Regions from separate parts of the Mus musculus genome. Here region 2 is linked to region 1. The links are chromatin loops, found by intact Hi-C in ENCODE. Cell type or tissue: left cerebral cortex. All regions are shown on one strand. Each heading gives the region's core, and the rest is flanking DNA. Links, peaks and the distances in the headings are about the cores only.

Region 1 (5,381 bases), core at 158-5,157:
GGGCTTCTAACCCCCAAGAGCAAAAGGAACCATATTTGGAGAAGAGAAGGTCCTGTCTCTGAGAACCCATTCCCTGCCTGAGTGTCAAAGAGCATCCTCAGGAACAGACCATGGCCTGTTTTGAAGGCAGCACTGATCTCAGTGGTCCCAGCCCCCTACATGTACCTGAGCTGTTTGATGAATGTGTCCCCAGGCTCGACTGCAGCTGTCCCCAGGGGACAGCTCTCAAGATAAATAAATAAAGCCTTCTCTGATGGTACATGCCGGTGTCCGGGCTGCAAGGCCTATTTTTAGAATGTAGGGCAATTTTCTCCCAGAATAGACAAGACAGCTAATCCAGGAGGGAGGCTGGAGAGAGATGAAGACGTCGAGTCTAGATATGAATTAGTTGTGAGTATATTATTTGAAGAAATGTTGAACAGCTAAGCAAATATTTGATACCTTTGAATTGGAGCCGGCGTTTCCACAGGCTGAGAGCACTAGCACTACTGAGACATCCCACTTTGTCCAGGTTGTACCTGGCTGTCACACCCTGCTCTGCAGCCCTCCTGCTGCTGCATGCTGAGAAGCCATGGACACTGTGTGAAGCCACCTGCTCAGCATGTCTCTGGGACAGTGGCTGCTTGCAGGCTTTCAGGACTCTCTCTCTCTCTCTCTCTCTCTCTCACCCCCTCCCTCCCTCCCTCCCTCGCCTCCTCCATCCTCAGATCCTCAGGGCCTTGGATGCTGGGACCGCAGGCTGTGCCATCACATCTGACAACTTTCCTTTTTGGAGAGGTATTTACTACCCTTCAATTTACCATATCTTTTTTTAAATTTTGTATTACTATATTTATTCTTTGTGTGTCAGAAAAGGAAGTCCTTTCTCTCCTTGCATCACGTGGGTCCTGGGGATCAGACTCAGGTCGTCAGACTTGGAGGCAAGTACTGTTACCACCTGACTCCTCCTACCATGTCTTATTAGAGGGGGTGAGGTGGCTGTCCCTGTAGGGCCTCATTGAAAAGGGTCAGAGAAAATGATCTGTTCTATATTTGGACCTTTTAGTCTGTGACCCTGGAGAGAGGGTTTGGAGACAGAAAAACAAGTCTGATCTGTAAGACAGGAGGTAGAGTCTCCAGGTTTGGACACAGCTTCGAGAGCTTGCAGAGTGGTGGGGAATCGACTTACAGTTGGAAGAAAGGCCTAGGAGTCCCAGGACAGCCAGTAGATCTATCTTGGGAGTGGTAGACTCGTGTTAGTTACCCAAGCTTGGGGGTGGAAGCCAGCATTGGTATCCCCAGTTCACAGATGCAGAAGTGAAGAATCCAAAACATGATCAGTTCTCGAACTCATTTGTCTGTGAGTGTGTGTGTGTGTGTGTGTGTGTGTGTGTGTGTGTGTGTGTGTGTGTGTGTTTCATCCTGTGCCTTGCACATGCCTGGCATCTGCAGTCTATCCTAGTGTGCTGGCTGGTTTTATGTCAACTTGACGTAAGCTAAAGTTAAAAGGAGGGAATCTCAGTTGAGAAAATGCTTCCGTTAACAAACATTCTTCTGTAGGGCATTTTCTTAAGTAGTGATTGATGGGGGATGTCCAGCCAACTTTGGGTGGTGCCATCCTTGGGTCATTGGGGCTGGATTCTGTAAGAAAGCAGGTTGAACAAGCCACGATGAGCAAGCCAGTAAGCAGCACCCCTCCATGGCCGGCTGCATCAGTTTCTATCTCTAGGCTCCTGTCCTGTTTGAGTTCCTGCCCTGACTTCTTTCAGTGATAGACTTCGATGTGGAGGTGTGAGCCAAATAAACCCTTTCCTCTCCAATTTGCCTTTGGTCATGGTTTTCATCATAGCAATAGTGACCCTAACTTAAGACACTCAGGAACAGTTAGTGTGCGCTCTGACCACGTACTACATCTTCACTTGAATTCACCAGTTAATCATTACAAAGGCTCCCCAAGGCATGCACATCTAACCGCTCTAACTTACAGAAGAATGAAAAAGAGTTCACAGAGGTGATCCTACTCAGCTGGGTCATACCAAGCCTGCCTCCCAGCTCTCTGCGCCGCCACTGATACACACGGCCTCCTCGGAGATGCTGGCTTTCTCACTCTGCTGGGAGAATCCCGAGCAGGACGAGAGGTGGCAGCGTGGACACTGTTGGCTATGTGGCGTGGTTTAAGGATGAGCAGGGATCTGCAAGCCCTGTGAGCCCTGTAAACCCTACAAACCCTGGCGCCGCAGCTGCCGAAGCGCAGCCACCAGATGGCAGCAGATGCCTTGTGATCCCGTGACCGTAAGGGAGCGCTGCCCCGGCCAGCGGAGCCCACCCGCGGTGCACCTCCGGGAGCTGGGCGCCTTGGCCCGCCGGTGTGCTACCCGAGAGCCCTCCCCGCTGTCCCACCCCGCCCGCCCTTGGCGGGCCGCCGCCTGCTGTTCGCGGCGCGAGCGCGCTGATTGGCTTGGTCTGTAGCTAGGGAGCCGAGCAATCAGCCCCTGCGGGGACCCAGCGTGGGCGAGCCCCGGGCCGCCAGAGTGACTGGATTGTCCTACCCAGGCGGATTAGAACGTTCTCTCCCTCCTTACCATTTCACGCACTTCAACCCCGAGGCGTCACCCGGTTCGACTTCCGACGGGTGGCACAGGGCCGACCAGAGCCCCCTGCGATCTGCCCGTTTTTAACGCCCAGCTAGGCCCCACTGAATGCCATCACAGTTAAAGCAGGCTACATCTAGCCCGGAGCGCTGTAAATGATGAAGGGGACCAAATGCCTGTAAATCCCAGGGCTCTTTCTGAGCTCAGCGTGGGTACTGGGCGAGGGGTGGGGGGGATGAGGAGTCTGAGAAGAGTATCTAGACCGGGCTCACTATGAGCCCCTGGAGATCAAACCATACAAGTATATCAGTACAGGGCCAGAATCCTCTGCCCCTGAAGACCCAACGGAGAGTCATGTGTGCCTTGAACTCCATTCCACAGAGAGGGAAACTGAAGCCAGGTGGAACTGAAACCATGCAGGTCAGAGAAGGCAGGGGTCGGAGGGGGCTGCGGGGCGGGGGGGGGGGAGGGGGGAGGGGGGAGGGGAAGAGTTGGACTTGAACCTCTTAGTCAGTGACCTTAGAGAGTTGTCACAGTTAGAGCCTTTAAGAGGCTAAAAAATAAAGAGCCCCACCCTGACCATTACACACCTTACACTAATAAGACCTGGGGGGGGGGGGGCGGGAAACCCACCTAGTCAAGATGACATGTGTGCCCAACCCCCAGAGAGGGAGCCTGAGCTACACTGTCAGCTGCACTAGTCGCCACTGGCTACTAGGCTTGGCTGACCCAGCCTAGGCCACGGATTGGGTCACAAGTTAGGGCTTCTCTGGTCATAATTGAGGGGGTATTTTACAAATTTTGCAGTATTGTGTGTGCATATTACAAGTATTCTGAGGTCCTTAGAAAAGGAAGGAATAATTGAAATAAAACAAAATATCAGGGTTTGGGAGATGGCTCAGCGGTTAAGAGCACTGACTGCACTTCTGAAGGTCCTGAGTTCAAATCTCAGCAACCACATGGTGGCTCTCAACCATCCGAAATGAGATCAAGTGCCCTTTTCTGGGGTGTCTGAAGACAGCTACAGTGTACTTACATATAATAAATAAATAAATAAATCTTTAAAAAAGTATATCAGCCCTGAATATATGTGAAGTCACCCCTGGATTCAACGGATTGAAAATATTCACCCTTAAACTGCCTCATACAGACTCTCTTATCCTTGTTCCCTAAGCAATGCATTAAGCAGCTATTTACATTGCACTAGGACTCAGCAGTCACTTAGAGGGGCTTAAAGAACATGGGTGTGTGCACAAAGGCTGTATACAAACCGCAAACCGTCATGTGCACGGGTTGGGAGGATTTGTAGAAGGAACCAACTCCCTACAGCTATCAAGGGCCTACTGCATAATGCAGAGAAATAAAAAAAAAAACTGCAAAATATTTTTCTCCTTTCCTTTTTGATGCTGACTTAATAACCCAGGGTTTGTGCATGCTGTCACTGCCAGCCACTGAGCCAAGCCCCCAGCCCCTCACTGAGGGATTCTAGACAAGTCTCTAGATCAAGAAGGTAGAATTTGGGGAGACACTGTTGGGACCATGCTGGCTCTGGTGCTGTTCTCTCTGTCTGATCCCCCACCCCTCTGGGTCTCTCTGCATCTCTGTGAGGCAGAGATGTTTGTAGACACCGCAAGACCGACCGCTGTGGCAGTAAGGAGAGAAAGCCTGACAAGCTGTGCATGGTTTCAAGATTTACCACGTTTCAAAATTGGACACGTTAATTAGGGCCTTGTCCCAGGACAACACTGCCTTTATCATATCTTCTATCTGAATATGTGTGTGTGTGTGTGTGTGTGTGTGTGTGTGTGTGTGTGTGTGTGTGTGTGTGTGTGCAGGTGCCAGCAAAGTCCAAAAACCAACAGAGTCCATGGAGCTGGAGTGATAGGCAGTTGTGAGCTGCCATGTCATGCTGGGAGTCAGTCATACCTATGTCCTCCACAAGACCAGCAAGTGCTGCTAACAGCTAAGACATCTCTCCGGTACCCCCGCCCCCCACATAAGTCTATTTCTCCGCTACTCCACAATAGCAAATTAGCATGGATTCAGTGCTTAGAGCGATGTCAGGTCTGCAGTCAGAATTCTGGGTGAGGTGTGAATCTGCTGGGTCATTTACTGAGCGTTTTAGAAGGCTGAAGTCAAGGTCTTCGCTTCTATCTGAAGGTGCTGGTGAAAGTGGTGGGGAAGGGGGACTTTGCCTCCACTTCATTCATATGCTCATAGGACTAAAGCCGTGTGTGTGTGTGTGTGTGTGTGTGTGTGTGTGTGTGTGTGTGTGTGTGTAAAACACAGTTCTATGTCTGTGAGCTCTCCATGGTCTTTACCTTTATAGAACATCTTTCTGATCCTTAGGCATTGTTACCTGTAGCTCAGTGCATGAGAGACACATTCAAAAAACAAAACAAAACAAAACAAAAAAAAATACCCTCACCTCCTCTCCCCTCTTCTACTCCTCCACTTTGCCCTCCTTGGCTTCCTCTTCCTCCCCCTCTTCCTCTTTTCCCTTCTTCTTCTCATAACTTAGGGTCTTGTCTTGTTACCACCTCATCCTCCTGAAGTTTGGGGTTACGGACACCCACCGCTATCCCCGGCTTGATTCACGTTCTTATAAACAGTTTATAAGCATCTTTTTTTTTCATATTTTCCCAACATTGTCAAAATGCTTAGTTGTCATCAGTGTAATATATAAAATATAATATTGATTTAAATTTGCATTTCTCTGAGCATTAGAAAGATGAAATCATCTTCCATACAATCCTTGGATATTTTGTTTTCTTCTTATTCAAATTGCTCCTCCATAGTCTTTGTTGCTCT
Region 2 (5,381 bases), core at 131-5,130, 110 kb after region 1:
GGATATAATATTTCTCTTTGAACTAATGAACAAGTTATTGTATTTAGTGTGTGTGTGTGTTGTATACCAATTATATATATATATATATTTATATATGTATAAACACACACACACACACCAACACAACAATTATTATACTTTGTGTGTGTGTGTGTGTGTGTGTGAGAATTTGGGCTTGGAGAGATGGTTCAATGGTTAAGAACACTCACTACTCTTGTCAGAGATCCAAGTTCGGTTCCCAGCACCACCAGCTCGAGGGAATATGACTCACTCTTCTGGCCTTCCCCAGCTGCCTCACACACGTGGCATAAACACACAGATGTACCCATGTATACATGAAAATAAAATAAAAAAGTCTAAGTGGATACAATTATTTAAGCGAGGTATATTGTCAAATGTCTGTCCTGACAGTATTTGGGAGGCTGAGGCAGGAAGATCACGAGTTCGAGGCCCACTTGGGCTGCAGAGCAATGCCTGTCTCAACTAACACAGTAATCTCTGAGCCTTTCCTGCCGTGCTAAGCTATCCTGCACCCTCTCCAGTAACAGAATTAGTGGAGCATCCTGGCCTTGAATGTTAATGATTTTGTTTTAATTGTGTGTATGCACGTGTGCCTGTGTATGTGAACAGCAAGCGCTCTTCACTGTTGAGCTGTCTCACCAGCTCCGTGGTCTTGAACTTTTAGCCTCTCCAAACCCTGAGCTGAGTAAACCTTTCATCTCTGTCATGTTACTTGCCTCAGACACTTCATTGCAATCTCGCAAAGCTGGCTGATACACACCAATCACCCCAGACGTTTCTCACTGAAGGCCAGCCACCACCCTGACTTGTGTAGGTTGTATACAGTGATTAGAGCGCTCTTTCACCCTACCCGAGTGCTTTTGCTTGTCACCATTGGCCCATGATGCTGAGTCTGCTCATATATATAATTTTTTTTGACACAATGTTTCTTTGTGTACCCCTGGCTGTCCTGGAACTCCCTCTGTAGGCCAGATTGGCCTCAAATTTAGAGGTCTGCCTGCTTCTGTCTCAAGTGCAAGGATTAAAGATGTTCACCATCATCACCATTTGGCCGTAATCGTATCTTTAAGTTTTTTCCTAAGTGGTCTATTTTATTTTATGTGTCTGAGTGTTTTGGCTGAATGTATGTCTGTATCATGTGCCTGGTACCCAACAGAGGTCAGAAGAAGGCATCATGATCTCCTGGAACTGGAGTTATGGAGTGTCGTGAGCCACCGTGTGGGTGCCAGGAACCAAAGCCACGTCCTCTGCAAGAGGTCAAGCCATCTCTCCAGCCCCCAGGGATCATATCTGGAACGGGAGACCTCACCAGATAACTAGTAAATGTGGCTTAAAGAAGACTTTACGTCTCCCAAGTGCTTTCCCTCCTCTCAAAAGCAGCACCCTACGGACCACAGCGAAGCCTGGACAGCCAAGCCACACCCACCGCCAGTGTAGATAGGGTTGTTGAACGCCGAGGATGATTAGAAGGCCATCTGCAGTAGGGTTTTGTGTGGCTTCTATCTTGAGGGCTTGCAGCAGAACAGCCCTGGGGATCTCAGGGCTTGGAAAGATAAATACCATTTGTCTGTCACCAGGTCGCAGCTGGCTGTGGACGTTTTTGTGCAAAGTCAGCTCACTGAGCCCTGCCGCACTTTGCCAGGGGAACGCGCTTGCTTTGGCCCCGTGTTTTCCTCAATGCTGCGGCATGGCGTGGCATGGCTGAGCACACAGACAGACAGGCGGCAAGTATGTCCTGGGAGTGGGGAGCATGCAGGAAATTCCGCGAGGCTCAGAAGCCTGCAGCTGGGGCCCTTGCTACCCACAGCAGTGAGCAGCCTGATAACCCTGCTTATCTCCAGAGATTGTCTCCCAACTCCACCTGCACTGGAGACGTAGATGACTGGGGTGGCCAGGCTGACTGAAAGAACAACACAAAGAAAACGACACAACTCTATTGCCCTAAGACAGTCTAGGCATCCCGTATGATCACGATTATGTGAAAATTTCAAATTTGAGATATCTAGAATAGTTTCAGCACACAAAATTTGGGAAAGCACGAGTCATTTGCTGTTTTTTTTTTTTTTCCCCCAATGTGGAAAAAAAACCAGACAGAATCTTGTGTCCTGTGCTGTAGCAGTGATTCATGCATTTCCTGATCTATTGCGCCCCCTAGTGTTGCGTTTGACTCATAACCCCTTGTTCTGAGTGAAGCCTGGAATTCAATCTCAATAAAAAAACGATGGCTCCCCTTTCATTGCTTGATCTCCAAGAAAACTTCCGCTTCTTTTGAGTCTCTGGAAACTAAACCTGCGTCACCCTGACGTCTAAAATAGAGAAGGCACAGAGCTTTGCATGTGGTCCCAAATGAAATCGCCCACGTTTTCACAGCAGGAGGCGGCTAGACAAGGTCTAATGGAGAAGTTGTCTCCTAGTGTGTGAGGGATACACACGTCCCATCTGGATCCCGTCATCCCACCTGGCTTGGAAGCAGATCCAGAGAGCATCTGCTCTCTTTATAGTTTGCCCTACAATCTACTTCAGTGCATCTGTGTAGGATGGCAAACGCTGCCTTAATCATTTCCCAAAATAAAGACACCTTTGCCATCGTTGGAGCTCAGAAACTCTGCGTTTACATGGCTTAAAGGCTTTGGCACACTCCAGTGTGAGCCCTGGCCTACACTTTGGGTAATTTGTATGCGTGTGAAGGCAGCATCATTTTGGGTAGTTTTTCAAAGGAAGTATTAAGGGCAAGAATATTATTTTAAGTGATGGGAAGGAAAAAAAAAAGGTGTGAATTTAGTTCCAGACTCTAGAGAAGAGGAGAGAAGATGTATACTCCTGTCTGAGACATTGCAAACCACTCTAGGATGGCCGAACAACTTCTCGCCCTGCCCACCTGTTCAGAAAATGGCAGGAAGTCCTCCAGTATGCTCAGACTCCTGAGGATACAAAAACCTCAGAAGTGCAGTCAGGCCTCTGTGTGGATAAATGTTGTGCAAATTGATGGGGTGTTTTACCACCCTAGAGATTAATTTTTATCTATTTGTTATTTTTACATGTGTTTGCTGATGTACAATATGAGTGTACAGGACCGCAACGAGGCTAGAAGAGTATATAAGATGTCCTGGAACTGGAGTTACAGGTAGTTGTGAGCCATTACATGAACGCTTAGGGAACCAGATCCCGGTCCTTTGTAAGAACAATATGTGTTCTCAATTGCTGAGCTGCCTCTCTAGCTCCATAAAAATAAAATAAAATAAAATAAAGACAACAACCCCCCAGCCATATATATAGTTTTGTTTGTTTGTTTGTTTGTTTTTGAGACAGGGTTTCTCTGTGTAGCCCTGACTGTCCTGGAACTCACTCTGTAGACCAGGATGTCCTCAAACCCACAGAGATCCACCTGCCTCTGCCTCCTGAATGCTGGGAGTAAAGGCATGTGCTACCACTGCCTGGCCCTTCCAAATATCTTAGAGAAAACAAATTTTAGATTTATATTCTTGAGACTGGAGAGATTTCTTAGCAGTTAACAGTACTTGTTGCTAGCCAGGAAGTGTGGCACATGCCTTTAATCCCAGCATTCCGGAGGCAGAGGCAGGAGGATCTCTATGAGTTTATGGCCAGACTGATTTACATAGTGAATTTCAGGATAGTCAAAAAAAGAAAGCTATATAGAGGTCACCCACACCCACCAAAAAACTTGTTACTGTAGCATGTAATTTTTAAAATGTGCTTGCTCTTTCTCAAGAGCTCTGCCAAGCTGCCAACGACTGCCCCAGCTATGCCCTTTCACCTGCCCATCTTAGTCACCATGAATGGAAAACACCAGATAGACTTAATATTCTTTTTTAAAATATTTATTTATTATATGTAAGTACACTGTGGCTGTCTTCAGACACTCCTGCCCCATCTTAGTCACCATGGATGGAAAACACCAGATAGACAATATTCTTTTTGAAAATATTTATTTGTTTGTTTGTTTATTTATTTATTTATTTATTTATTTAATGTAAGTACACTGTGGCTGTCTTCAGACACTCCAGGAGATGGCATCAGATTTTGTTATGGATGGTTGTGAGCCACCATGTGGTTGCTGGGATTTGAACTCAGGACCGTTGGAAGAGCAGGTCAGGGTTCTTAACTACTGAGCCATCTCACCAGCCCCGACTTAATATTCTAAAACTAGCCAGATAACTGAATGGCTGGGTGAAACATACCCTGCCCCATCCTCCTTAGCCTTAGCAGCGGAGGTTACAAACTTTTGGTGCCCCAAGACCTATATGTCTGCCGCTTCCTCCACCCCACCACCTGCTCTGACTCCTCCTCTCTTCCTCCTGGGACCTGGAAGTCAGACCTTTTCCTTCTCACCCAGCGATTGGCTTCTGCCTTATTTATTGACACAATCAAGAGCCAATTACGGGGGCTGGAGAGATGGCTCAGCGGTTAAGAGCACCTACTGCTTTTCCAGAGGTCCAGAGTTCAATTCCCAGCAACCACATAATGTCTCACAATCATCTGTAATGGGATCCGATGCCCTCTTCTGGTGTGTGTGAAGACAGCTACGGTGTACTAATATACATTAAATAAAAAAATCATGTGTATATATATATATATATAACCAATTACGAAATCAATACCTCCACCTTCACGTTACTTTTGCAGAGTACCCAAGTTCAGTGCCCAGAACTCATATGGTAGCTCACAGCCATCTGAAACTCCAGTTCCCTGGCATCAAACACCCTCTTTTGACCTACCTTGTCTCTGGATATGCACACAGTGCGCACATGTGCATGCAACTATGATGTTTTTTTTTTTTTTAATCAACTTGACACAAACTTCAATATACCTGGGAAGAGGAACTCTCAGTTGAGGAATTGCCTGCATCAGATCGGCCTGTAGGCAAATATCTGGGAGTGTTTTCTTATTTTCTTATTTTGAGATAGAGTTTCACTATGTAACCCTGGCTGGCCTGTAGACCATGCTGGACCTTGAACTCACAGAGACCCATTTGCTTCTTCCTCCCACTAGGCATACCCTTGATTAACGATGGATGTAGGATGACCCAGACCACTGTGGGCGGTGTCATTCCTGGGCAGGTGGCCCTGTGTGCATAAGAAAGCAGGCTAAGCAAGCCAGGGGGAGCAAACCAGTAAGCAGCAGTCATCCATGGTCTCAGCTTCAGTTCCTGCCTCCAGGTTCCTGCCTTGAGTTTCCTACCCTGACTTCCTGTACTATGGACCATACGCTCTAAGATGAAATAAACTCTTCTCTCCCCAACTTGCGTTTGGCTATGATACTTATCACAGCAATAGAAACCAAACAAAGACATAGATAAAACACTCATATACAGAAGACAAGACAAACATTAAAGAGAGACC

Evidence for each region. Peaks named below come from ENCODE experiments on the same cell type or tissue, not always from the same donor. Only the 100,000 strongest peaks of a DNase experiment are listed, where the experiment ranks them.
Region 2: a loop joins it to region 1, with 5 times the contacts of the local background. A loop is called at or near these places in 8 of 42 quality-filtered maps.

What each region holds. Positions count from the first base shown.
Region 1 is chr7:38,058,990-38,064,370 of GRCm38, forward strand. Gm30684 (a long non-coding RNA gene) reads right to left here and starts at 3,324. Exons shown (of 7, transcript XR_003946753.1): 1 at 3,204-3,324; 2 at 2,562-2,719. It overlaps Gm30771 (a long non-coding RNA gene), which reads left to right and starts at 2,291. Exons shown (of 5, transcript XR_391291.4): 1 at 2,291-2,990. In left cerebral cortex, for the core only: a CTCF peak has its summit at 2,231 (motif pointing right); DNase peaks (open chromatin) are centred at 420 and 2,259; H3K4me3 peaks cover 996 bases; H3K27ac peaks cover 951 bases.
Region 2 is chr7:38,165,660-38,171,040 of GRCm38, forward strand. No RefSeq gene overlaps it. Among named protein-coding and RNA genes, the nearest start is that of D530033B14Rik, 15 kb to the right of the region's middle. In left cerebral cortex, for the core only: a CTCF peak has its summit at 2,177 (motif pointing left); a DNase peak (open chromatin) is centred at 2,327.